Linked DNA regions of Homo sapiens: all the other regions are linked to region 1. A link is a contact called in ENCODE Hi-C or POLR2A ChIA-PET data. All regions are on one chromosome and are shown on one strand. The core of a region is the stretch at or near the end of the contact, and the rest is flanking DNA. Distances in the headings are between cores, read along the strand shown. Region 1 holds the start of CBX5 (chromobox 5). Region 2 overlaps STAC3 (SH3 and cysteine rich domain 3). Region 3 holds the start of PTGES3 (prostaglandin E synthase 3).

Evidence for each region. A loop is a pair of places that touch in the nucleus more often than their neighbours do. ChIA-PET counts read pairs that join two places held with the same protein, here RNA polymerase II (POLR2A). Pooled maps may share reads with other maps.
Region 2: a loop to region 1 is called in a pooled map, with 2.5 times the contacts of the local background. The contact joins the enhancer-like site here to the promoter of CBX5 in region 1. A Hi-C loop is called at or near these places in 3 of 50 pooled maps. POLR2A ChIA-PET finds 5 or more read pairs at or near these places in 2 of 52 experiments (HepG2 and T-cell).
Region 3: a pooled map shows a loop between it and region 1 (24-fold over the local background). The contact joins the promoter of PTGES3 here to the promoter of CBX5 in region 1. A Hi-C loop is called at or near these places in 2 of 37 single-sample maps with no recorded cell type and 9 of 50 pooled maps.

What each region holds. Positions count from the first base shown.
Region 1 is chr12:54,278,582-54,282,029 of GRCh38, forward strand. CBX5 (chromobox 5) reads right to left here and starts at 1,541. Exons shown (of 5, transcript NM_012117.3): 1 at 1,427-1,541. HNRNPA1 (heterogeneous nuclear ribonucleoprotein A1) reads left to right here and starts at 2,145. Exons shown (of 11, transcript NM_031157.4): 1 at 2,145-2,241; 2 at 2,805-2,921; 3 at 3,214-3,360. The coding sequence starts at 2,227. It overlaps SCAT2 (S-phase cancer associated transcript 2), which reads left to right. Exons shown (of 2, transcript NR_157844.1): 2 at 71-482. RefSeq lists enhancers at 904-993, 1,146-1,905, 1,424-1,473, 1,764-1,853, 1,864-1,923 and 1 more and a cis regulatory region at 940-3,240.
Region 2 is chr12:57,243,501-57,246,948 of GRCh38, forward strand. STAC3 (SH3 and cysteine rich domain 3) reads right to left here. Exons shown (of 12, transcript NM_145064.3): 6 at 3,304-3,401; 7 at 1,645-1,711; 8 at 1,416-1,465; 9 at 1,037-1,122; 10 at 815-866; 11 at 588-725; 12 at 1-410. The coding sequence ends at 312. Among named protein-coding and RNA genes, the nearest start is that of STAC3, 6.0 kb to the right of the region's middle. Within about 2 kb of position 1,722, at least 2 of the 41 ENCODE cell types and tissues checked have a DNase peak (open chromatin) inside an H3K27ac peak, as active enhancers do.
Region 3 is chr12:56,686,626-56,690,073 of GRCh38, forward strand. PTGES3 (prostaglandin E synthase 3) reads right to left here and starts at 1,659. Exons shown (of 8, transcript NM_006601.7): 1 at 1,373-1,659. The coding sequence starts at 1,374. RefSeq lists enhancers at 766-815, 926-1,045, 1,544-2,069, 2,546-2,595, 3,122-3,448 and a silencer at 1,706-1,895.

The DNA.
Region 1 (3,448 bases), core at 291-2,790:
AAATTATTGAATAAAGCAGTAAGACTCTGATACAGCCAATGTTATCAAAATTTATTTATTTCTCCAAAAGATCCTGGAATAAGCAGAGTGGGCATTACCAAAAGGAGATAGACTGCATGTAAAACACACTTCGAAGGAAATCTAATTAAAAGGCAAGGAATAATCCAGGTGATGGATGAATCTTCTGTCCCCAGAACCCTAAATATTACCCTCTTTGTTTCTTTTTTATTCCAAAGTCAGATATCCTCAAAGGAACAGCAAAAAGAGGGACTTTAGGATATCTTCAATGGTGTAAAGAAAAGAAATATATGAAAGTTCCCGGGAGAAAGAGACTAAAATAAAAGCACTGGGCACATGGATTACATAAAACAGAAAAGGGGTTGTAAGTATGTGATTATGACTAGAAACACAAAACAATCGACTTCATTTTTTATTTAATTTTAATCACAAATTATTAACCTTGCAAAGTTTTAAACATTAAAGATCTAATCTGCCTCGATCCTACTGTGTCCCTAGGATTGACACTTTGGTGTGTAGCTTTCCAAAACTTTTCTGTGGACCTACAAACATATTTGTCAGTAGAAATATGCACTATCAGGAAGGAGATATTTCTTGAACGCCTTTCCATGACAGTACATAGAGATTTCTCCCATTCGTTCTAACATTTTAACAGTCTTCCTAAAGAAGCGACTTCTGAAAGTATTATTTAAAAACAAACAAACAAAAAAAAACAACTCCTGTTCCCCAAACCTCAAGTGGTGAGGGGGCGGGGGAAAAATGCTCAAGTCGAGGAATACAGGAGCAAACTTACGCTTTCAAGGAGGTGTATGGGACTGAGGCCTAAAGGCTTCGTTAGAGAAGTCATCGTGGATAAAACATCCACCCTCACACGCCATTACAGGCACCGACTCCCCTTCCTCACAACCCCAAATCGAAGACCTCCCTCTTTTGGAGAGCCGATTGGACGACTGGTCCCAGCGCTTTCCTTAGGCTGTCCGTCTACTGGTTCCAGATTCGTTCCATCCGTTTAACCGCCCGATCCCGCATTCCCCATTGGAGTCAAACCGCTGCCTCCTGGAGAAGCCCAACCTACCGCGCGCTTCCTGCTCACTGGCTCAGTGAGACGCTGCTCAGAAGGGGAAAACCCGTCTCCCACATTCCGATGGCCCAAGGGCCGATCAGTCGGCAGCTCAAGGCAGACCCAATTGGCCTATACACAAGCCAGTCAAAGTCTTCGGCTGCACAGCTCCAAAGAACCTACGGGGATTAAAACATCCCGCCCCCTGTTCTTCTATTGGTTGGCCCGACCCACCGCTGCCCCTTCACTATCCCCCCACCCCGCCGTCCATTCATTTCACACAATAACGGGCCCAAATGGAGTCAGTTCAAGACCTACTATGGGTAGATAAGACTGTCTGCCACTTACCCGGGATTGAGAGTGATCACTCACGCTAACGTCTGCCCTGTTCCTGTATGGTGAGGCCGCACCACAAGCCACCACCGCCGCCGCCTTCTGCGCAACGCCAACCGCCCGCCAAAACGGATCCTTCCCTGCGCCTGCGCAACCAATCCTGGGACCGGACCTTTTTTCTCCGCCCACTACGCATGCGCAAAGCTAGGACAAACTCCCGCCAACACGCAGGCGCCGTAGGTTCACTGCCTACTCCTGCCCGCCATTTCACGTGTTCTCAGAGGCAGGTGGAACTTCTTAATGCGCCTGCGCAAAACTCGCCATTTTACTACACGTGCGGTCAACAAGAGTTCATTGCAAAAAAATTGTTACCTCCTGGCTGCTTGTCTAATACATAGTGTTAATCATGCTTTGCCAAGCGACTTGACTGTAATATTTGCGCGTGGAAGATTAAAAAGATGTTAAACACCCAAGGTAGATTCAAATGTGAATGATTGGTCGGTTGGCCAATCAGACTGGTTAACAATAACATTACTCGGGAACCAATGGACTCCAAGGGGTGGAGACGGCGTAGAACGACCGAAGGAATGACGTTACACAGCAATGTGGCACCACAGGCCAATAGCAGGGGGAAGCGATTTCAAGTATCCAATCAGAGCTGTTCCAGGGCGGAGTCTACCAATGCCGAAAGCGAGGAGGCGGGGTAAAAAAGAGAGGGCGAAGGTAGGCTGGCAGATACGTTCGTCAGCTTGCTCCTTTCTGCCCGTGGACGCCGCCGAAGAAGCATCGTTAAAGTCTCTCTTCACCCTGCCGTCATGTCTAAGTCAGAGGTGAGTTAGGCGCGCTTTCCCACTTGAATTTTTTCCTCTCCCTTTCCTGAATCGGTAAGATGCTGCTGGGTTTCGTTCCTTGCACCAGCCCATTCTACAGTTCCTTCGGTCGCTGCCACGGCCTACCCCTCCCAAAGTTCAAGTCGCCATTTTGTCCTCTTGATCGCCATGAGGCCGCTCTCCGCCAACCATGAGTTATCATGCGGGACTCGTTACTCGTAGCAAAATTCTTAGGCACACAGGATCTTTGTCTTTTTTTAAACCTTGCCTTGGTGAGCGAGTTTTCTAAAGAGCGATTAGTCCCATTGTGGAGATGCACCCCTACCGCCCAAGCCTTTGTTGCGCGTGCGTCGGAAGGCGACTAGGGACGCATGCGCTTGCGATTTCCTAGCACTCCCAACTCCAGCATACGGCCTCCCTTGATAGGCAGAAGCACGTGTCTTGTTGCGACCTGAACGAACAATAAGTGCTAGGTACACAGTTGGTGTCTAGTTTTTCTTTTCCTCGATGGAAATTGTTTCGTGTTGTAGCCCATTTAACACTTCCCCCTCCCCCCACTCTAGTCTCCTAAAGAGCCCGAACAGCTGAGGAAGCTCTTCATTGGAGGGTTGAGCTTTGAAACAACTGATGAGAGCCTGAGGAGCCATTTTGAGCAATGGGGAACGCTCACGGACTGTGTGGTAAGATTTGGAAGGGACAAAGCAGTAAAACAGCCGATTTCCTTGGCTTATCTTGGTGCAGTCTTCTCCGAATGCTTATGAAAGTAGTTAATAGCATTATAGTTAGAGCTTTGTTGGCAAAGGAACGTCCTGCTTTGATTTTAAAAGCTACCTCTTAAATCTAGGGTAGTGGGAAACTGGACGACTTTTTATAAAAGGCTGGTGTAAAGTTTCCTATTGCCCTATTCAAAGTTAAAATGACAAAAGCTTTTGCGGTCAGACTTTGTGTTACATAAATTAACACTGTTCTCAGGTAATGAGAGATCCAAACACCAAGCGCTCCAGGGGCTTTGGGTTTGTCACATATGCCACTGTGGAGGAGGTGGATGCAGCTATGAATGCAAGGCCACACAAGGTGGATGGAAGAGTTGTGGAACCAAAGAGAGCTGTCTCCAGAGAAGTGAGTGGGTTTTTTTTCTTCTTCTTCTTAAACTTACTTGGATATGTGCTGCTATGGACTTAAGATTCGGGAGTTTTCTAAACTTACC
Region 2 (3,448 bases), core at 472-2,971, 3.0 Mb after region 1:
TCGCCCTCCCTCGCCCCCGCCCCCCGCCCCAGTCCCTGGCTCCTCCTAGTAGATACGCGTTTTTTTCCAGCTCTTGCAAGCGGGGCCTGAAAGGTTTCGGGTCCGGGCTGCTCTGGGCAGCAGGTATCCGAGGCCCCAGGCTGGGGAAGGGGGCGAGAACCAGTCCCTTCCCGGAAGCCCCGTCGCGCTCAGGCGGGCCTTCCTACCCCTCCTCTCCCAGCAGTCCCGTTGCTTTCGCCCCCCTCCCCAAACTCCACTGGGCCCGCCCAGAATGGGGTGTGGGTGTCTCCCGCTTGCAGGCGCCCGCACGCCTAAATTTCCTCTAGAAAGTCGGTGGGAAACAGCCCCACCTTGCGGCCGGTGTAGACCTTGACGTAGCCGCCCGCTTCGTCTCCTTTCTGCACCACGATCTAGAAGATTAAAGGATCAGAAGTAGGAGAGGAATCAAAGGAAAAGGTAGGAGAGGACAGCAGGGGAGCCGGGGTTTACAGGGGCTCACCCTAGTCTTATTAATGGTTAAGCTCTCCAAGGAGTGTGGTGGGCTAGGGAGCATTCAGGCCTGGGATTGGGTTGGGGCAACAGCCTACCTGGTCCTTCTTGAGAGTGATCTGCCCTATCTCGCGGTTCCCCACGAAGGATCTCGTCACGCGGTGCACACGTTCTCCAGCCCGGACCCGAATGATGAAGTTTGGAGGGAAAAATCCGACCTTCTCCCCGATTTTCCCCTAGGGAAGATAGTAGGGAGAGTCCATCTCTCAATGTCGGGTTCTGGACTCAACCCACACTCCACCCTAGCCCTAGCCATTTCTCTCACCCGCCACCATTCTTCATTGGAGTCATCAATGACTGTGATCTTCTCTCCTGGCCTGGGAGGGGAAGGGAGGGGCCTCACTCACATAGCAGGTCCCCTGCTGTGCCCCGGGTCCAGCATCAATAGGCTCCAAGCCCTGAGTCCCCCCTTTTCCTTTCCCTTGGGGGAACCCAGCTCTTTCCTCTTCACTCCGCAGTACCAGCCCCCTGCCCCAAGGCCTCTCACGGGAAATCCAGATCGTCCTTCTCCAGGGCTTTGAACCGATAGAGAGCCACAAAGTAATGAGACTGCTGGAAGCCAGGCTGCTTGTGCTGGGGGTGCAAGGGAATGATGAGTCTTAGGGCTCCTCTACCCCACACTGAGGGGCAGGATTCCAAGGCAGGGACATTCACCACACACTCTACACTCCAACTCTCTTCTAGGTCCCTGAACTGAGAGAAGTGTTTTGGTCGTGGGTGGGTGTGCAAGTTGATGGAGAGTGTGGGTCAGAAGTGATGGGAAGCCTAGGAGTTAAAGAGTGAGCTTCTGCCAGGGCCATGAGTAGTGGTGTCAGAGCTGGGTTGGGGAGAGAACTGGGTTCCTTGCAGGGAGGAAGGATTCTTACCTTGTCATCAGGTGTCTTCTTCTCAGCCTTCTTATCCCCTTCAGGGTTTCCTGGGATAGGAAACACCAACAAATTGTCTGTCTCCTGGAGGGCAATTCTTATTCTCTTACCCTTTTGTGGAAGGGCCTCGTCTATCCAAAGCTGGCCTGCCCTTTGCTCCTCCACCCTCTGTTCCACAGCTGAGCCTCTGATCCTACTCCATCTCTGGATGGAGGTGGGTAACACTCACCATCCTGGGGTTTGCCTTCCTCTGGTCTGGCCGACTCTGGCTCCTCCTCCATCATGGCTGCTACAGGCTGGAGGGGGCACCAGAGTTAGGGAGACGCTGTCTTGGGAACACATGCCCTGGCTGTCTATAATCAGGTCAGAGAACTATAGAATAATGGGATCTCAGAGATCTCAGAGTTGGAAGAGGCCTTGGAGGAAATATCTAGTTCAGCCATCTGCCTAATGCAGGAACTTTTTTTTTTTTTTTGAGACGGGTCTCCCTCCGTCACCCAGGCTGGAGTGCAGTGGCGCAATCTTGGCTCAGTGCCAGCTCCGCCTCCAGGTTCACGCCATTCTCCTGCCACAGCCTCCTGAGTAGCTGGGACTACAGGCGCCTGCCACCACGCCCGGCTAATTTTTTGTATTTTTAGTAGAGACGGGGTTTCACCGTGTTAGCCAGGATGATCTCAATCTCCTGACCTCGTGATCCACCAGCCTCGGCCTCCCAAAGTGCTGGGATTACAGGCGTGACCCACTGTGCCCGGCCATGCAGGGACTTTCCCTAAAACATCCTATCAGGTGGGTCACCCACATTCTGCTTGAATGTAGCTAAATAACAGGGAATTCACTACCAGATTCCAGGTCCTTGACTATGCTGTCAGCCTTTAAAAATACTCCAGTGTGTAAGTAAAAAGTGAGCAGCATGGTCAGGCGCGGTGGCTTATGCTTGTAATCCCAGCACTTTGGGAGGCCGAGGTGGGCGGATCACCTGAGGTCGGGAGTTCGAGACCAGCCTGACCAACATGGAGAAATCTCCTCTCTACTAAAAATACAAAATTAGCCAGGCATGGTGGCACATGCCTGTAATCCCAGCTACTCGGGAGGCTGAGGCAGGATAATCGCTTGGACCCGGGAGGCAGAGTTTGCGGTGAGCCGAGATCGTGCCATTGCACTCCAGCCTGGGCAACAAGAGCGAAACTCTATCTCAAAAAAAAAAAAAAAAAAAAAAAGAGCAGCACAATTTTTATAATTCCCTTAAAAGAATATAACCCAAGAGTATGTTAGCCCTTCTGGAAGCAGCCATATCACATTGCTAGTGCCTTACAAGTCATTAATTCACTCCATAGAAATCCCTTATCTGTGTCCAACCTCCATATCAACAAGTTTGAGGCCAGATTTCTAGTTGTTTTTTGCAGTTGATTTTTTTGATCAGATATGTACATTTATCTTTTCTTTTCCCTTCCTTCCTTCCTTTCCTTCCTTCCTTCCTTTTTTTTTTTTCTTGACAGGGTCTCACTTTCTCCCCCAGGCTGGAGTGCAGTGGCTTACTGCAACCTCTGCCTCCCGGGTTCAAGCGATTCTCCTGCCTCAGCCTCCCAAGTAGCTGGGATTACAAGCGAGCACCACCACACCCGGATTTTTTATTTTTATTTTTGTATTTTTAGTAGAGACAGGGTTTCACCACGTTGGCCAGGCAGGTTTCGAACTCCTGACCTCAGGTAATCTGCCCACCTCGGCCTCCCAAAGTGCTGGGATTACAGGCGTGAGCCACCATGCCTGGCCGAGTTTTGTGCAATTTTAGGGGAAGACAATCCATTACTTCTGTCAGCTTTCCAAATGGGAAAATGACCTGCTCCATGGGATCTCTGGGAGGGACCTCGTGGGGAGGTACAGTGCTCACATTTTTCTTATCTGCCTGTCCCTTCTTCCGTTCCTTGTTTGCCATGATCACCCCAGTGCGCAGGGTTTCAAACACAGGATCATTGCGATTGGCAGCAGCTAATCGAATGGGAGGAGAAAGAAGACATTATTGGGAAGGCAGAGAA
Region 3 (3,448 bases), core at 409-2,908, 2.4 Mb after region 1:
CTCGGCCTCTCAGAGTGCTGGGATCACAGTTGTGAGCCACCGCGCCCAGCCTAATTCAAATTTTTTAAAACCCCGATTACGTATCACTTTCGGGGAGGGGGCTCCTTCAAAAATTCTAACATGCTGTGCTCTAGAAGCTTGTTCCCAGTGATAAACTCGCTTCAGCCTCACGCATCCCTTTAGATTTCTAGCCAATATACTCAGCCTCAGTATCATGACTTGAATCAAGCAAATCCTTATTACTTTTCCAAAGACATAAAGTCACTCCCCTCTTCTCTCTTCTGAATGGAGTCTAAAACAAAAGAAAAAAAAGGTTCCACCTTAATTGTTCTCCATACCTTTTAGGACGTAGTTAGTACCTTGAAAAATAACCTCCCGTCAAAAAAAAAAAAAAAAAAAAAAAAACCCTGTAAAACCGGCAGTTCCCACTGTACGCGGCAGTGCCAAGAATTCTTACCGGTTAAAATCGCCAAGGCTTTCCTTTATCATCGTAAAATGAAGACTGCCATAGAATCTGTATTCACCTCCACACAAATTTAAGATCTTTGGGACGACTGTAGGTTAATTAAATGCCTACTACATACCTATTTCATCCTACACTGTAACAAGATAGTGAAACCTCACCTCAAGTAGAACATGAAACACAGAAAATGTCCGTATCTTTCCAAAGTCGACACGTGCGGAACTACCTGCTCAATGGTAACTCCTCCTCGCTGCCAGGGAAGCGGCTGAGTTTTGGCAACCTCCCGTGTTTTCAAGAGACTGGAGTTAGGAGGCGGACTGGAAGTACCCACACTCAAGAAACCCAGACACTGGAGAGGGAAGTATGTTGCGGCGTGGGCATGGCTTCCTTCTAGTTGCCTAGCAGTACCTGCAGCTCACGGCGAGGTCCGCGTGGGGCTCTCCCAGGAGCTCCGCCAGGCACCTGGCGGCACCCACCACAGGTGCACTCGACTCAGGGCCTGGCCCCGGGACCACAAAGCAACAGAACCGGAGCGCCCAAGCAGCCGAGAGGCGACCCACGAAGGTTCACGCTTCAGGGCGCCGCATGGCGAGCAGCTACCGGGAGCTTAAGGCCTAGGGTGAAGTTACCGAAAGAGGCGAGTAACCCAGACAGCCAAAGGGGTAAAAGTAGGATTTCCGGCATGGGGAAGCCAAGGAACGGTTCAGGGGTGGGGGAAGCAGACATCTGGAGGAAAAATGTCCTCCACCCGCCAACGGTAACCGGAACAAGGATCCTGGACCTCCCGCCCCCAGGCAGGAACGACTGCCACCACCGATGCGAGAAAGGCTAGGGGGCCGCTTCCAGGGAGCCCCCAACGCGGCCTCGGCCTCACTCGGCGACCTTCCCTCGGCGGGGTGTCGCACTCACATTGTGAACGGGGCAGGGGGACGGGCGAACTGGTGGGCGGGCCTCTCTGGCGGCGGCTGCTGCTAGGGAGTCGACTTCTCTCCGGTGGCGACTCCGCTTTTTCTCTCCGGTCGCGGCCTCTTCTCGCTTCCCTCAGGCGACGGCGGCAGCGGCGGGCTCGACCTCGGGCCCCAGAATGCACCGCGCGGAAAGAGCGGCTCCTCCGGTCGGGGAGAAGAGGAAAGTGTAGGAAAAGGGGCGCGAGGACGGAGAATGAACGTGCGTGCGTGCAAACGAGGGGTGGTGAGGCCGGGCGGCGGCTGGTGACGCAGCAAAATGCCCGGGCCTTGCCGCCGCGCGTGCGCAGTCCTTGTTTTTGGGCTCCGGCGCGGCTTTCTAGAGATATCTACGGAAAGGGCGGGGCCTCCCAGCTCCTTCGCGATCCTTCCTGGCGCCGGCCCCGCCCTTCGTCCGCCACCCCACCCCCACTCCGCCCCCTGCTAGTCCCTACGCGTTCCCGCCTCTCCTCCCGCTCTGTCTTCTCGCGTTAGAAAACCGTTAGTGGCCCAACTGCCCTGCCATGCGCCTTCGGCGATTTCTCTGAGAAACGGTTGCGTTGACAGTGGGAGGCAAGGCTGAGGCGGAGGGACACGGAGTCGGGATCCTGGAGAACTGAAATGGCGCGTTGGTTACTCTTGAGGGAGTAAATCAGCTCACTGAGTCATCATTCCACCACAAAAACCTGTAAAAAGCCTGTGCTGTGGAAAAGGGCTCACTTCAGAATCAAGGGCCTGGGTCCACCTCGCCATTTTTCTGAAGGTTGGAGGCTCTGTCCAGGGACAGCGGAAATTCGAGGTTCTTGGCGGAGGAGGAGCATTTGCCAATTGGGGCGGGCTTTTGCCCCTACCTTGAGACCTTAGTGCTGTAGATGAGCCAGGAAAGGTATTTGAGGGGAGAGTCTAGGTTTCTGGGAATGGAGAGAGTAGGACATTGTGTGTTTCCACGCACATCGTTTGGGGGAGAAGGGGTTCCCCGTCGCTTTGTGCAACATATTAGTAGGGTGTAGTAGGGGTAGCAACCAAGAGACCCAAAACAGTCCTGCTTAAGAAGAAGCCGCTTAACGGTGGATTGGGGAAAAATACTCTAGTGCGCTGCATTTTGAACAGGAAGGAGGTTTAACGAAAGTGCTATAAAACCTTTCTGAAGAACGGGGCTTCATAATAAGCACTAAGGTATTTAGTGTCTGTGTTGTGCAGGACAGGTAGTGGGAGCTACGAAACCTGGACCCTAGCTCAAATGCCATTAAAAAGGGAAATTGGGCGGGGCGCCCGTGGCTCACGCCTATAATCCCAGTACTTTGGGAAGTTCGGTGGGCGGATCACCTGAGGTCAGGAGTTCAGGACCAGCCCACCCAACATGGTGAAACCCCATCTCTACTAAAAATACTAATTAGCAGGGCGTGGTGGCACTTGCCTGTAATGCCAAATACTAGCTAGTATGAGGCGGGAGGATAGCTCGAACCCCGAACCCGGGAGGCGGAGGTTGCAGTGAGCACTCCAACTTGGGCGACAGAGTGAGACCCTGTGTCAAAAAAAAAAAAAAAAAGGGAAGGGGCCGGGCGCGGTGGCTCACGCCTGTAATCCCAGCACTTCGGGAGGCAGAGGCGGGCAGATCACGAGGTCAGGAGATTGAGCCCATCCTGGCTAACATGGTGAAACCCCGTCTCTACTAAAAATAAAAAAAAATCAGCCGGGTGTGGTGGCACACGCCTCTAGTCCCAGCTACTCGGGAGAGCGAGACAGGAGAATCGCTTGAACCCGGGAGGCGGAGGTTGCAGTGAGCCGAGATCGCGCCACTGCACTTCAGCCTGGGCGACAGAGTGAGTCTGGGTCTCAAAAAAAAAAAAAAAAAAAAAAGGAAGTTAACTTGGCGCACTGGTTCACGCCTGTAATCCCAACACTTTGGGAGGCCGAGGCCAGTGGATTACTGGAGATCAGGAGTTCAAGACCAGCTTGGCTAACATGGTGAAACCCCCGTCCCTACTAAAAATACAAAATATTTGGCCAGGAGCAGTAGCTGACGCCTGTAATCCCAATA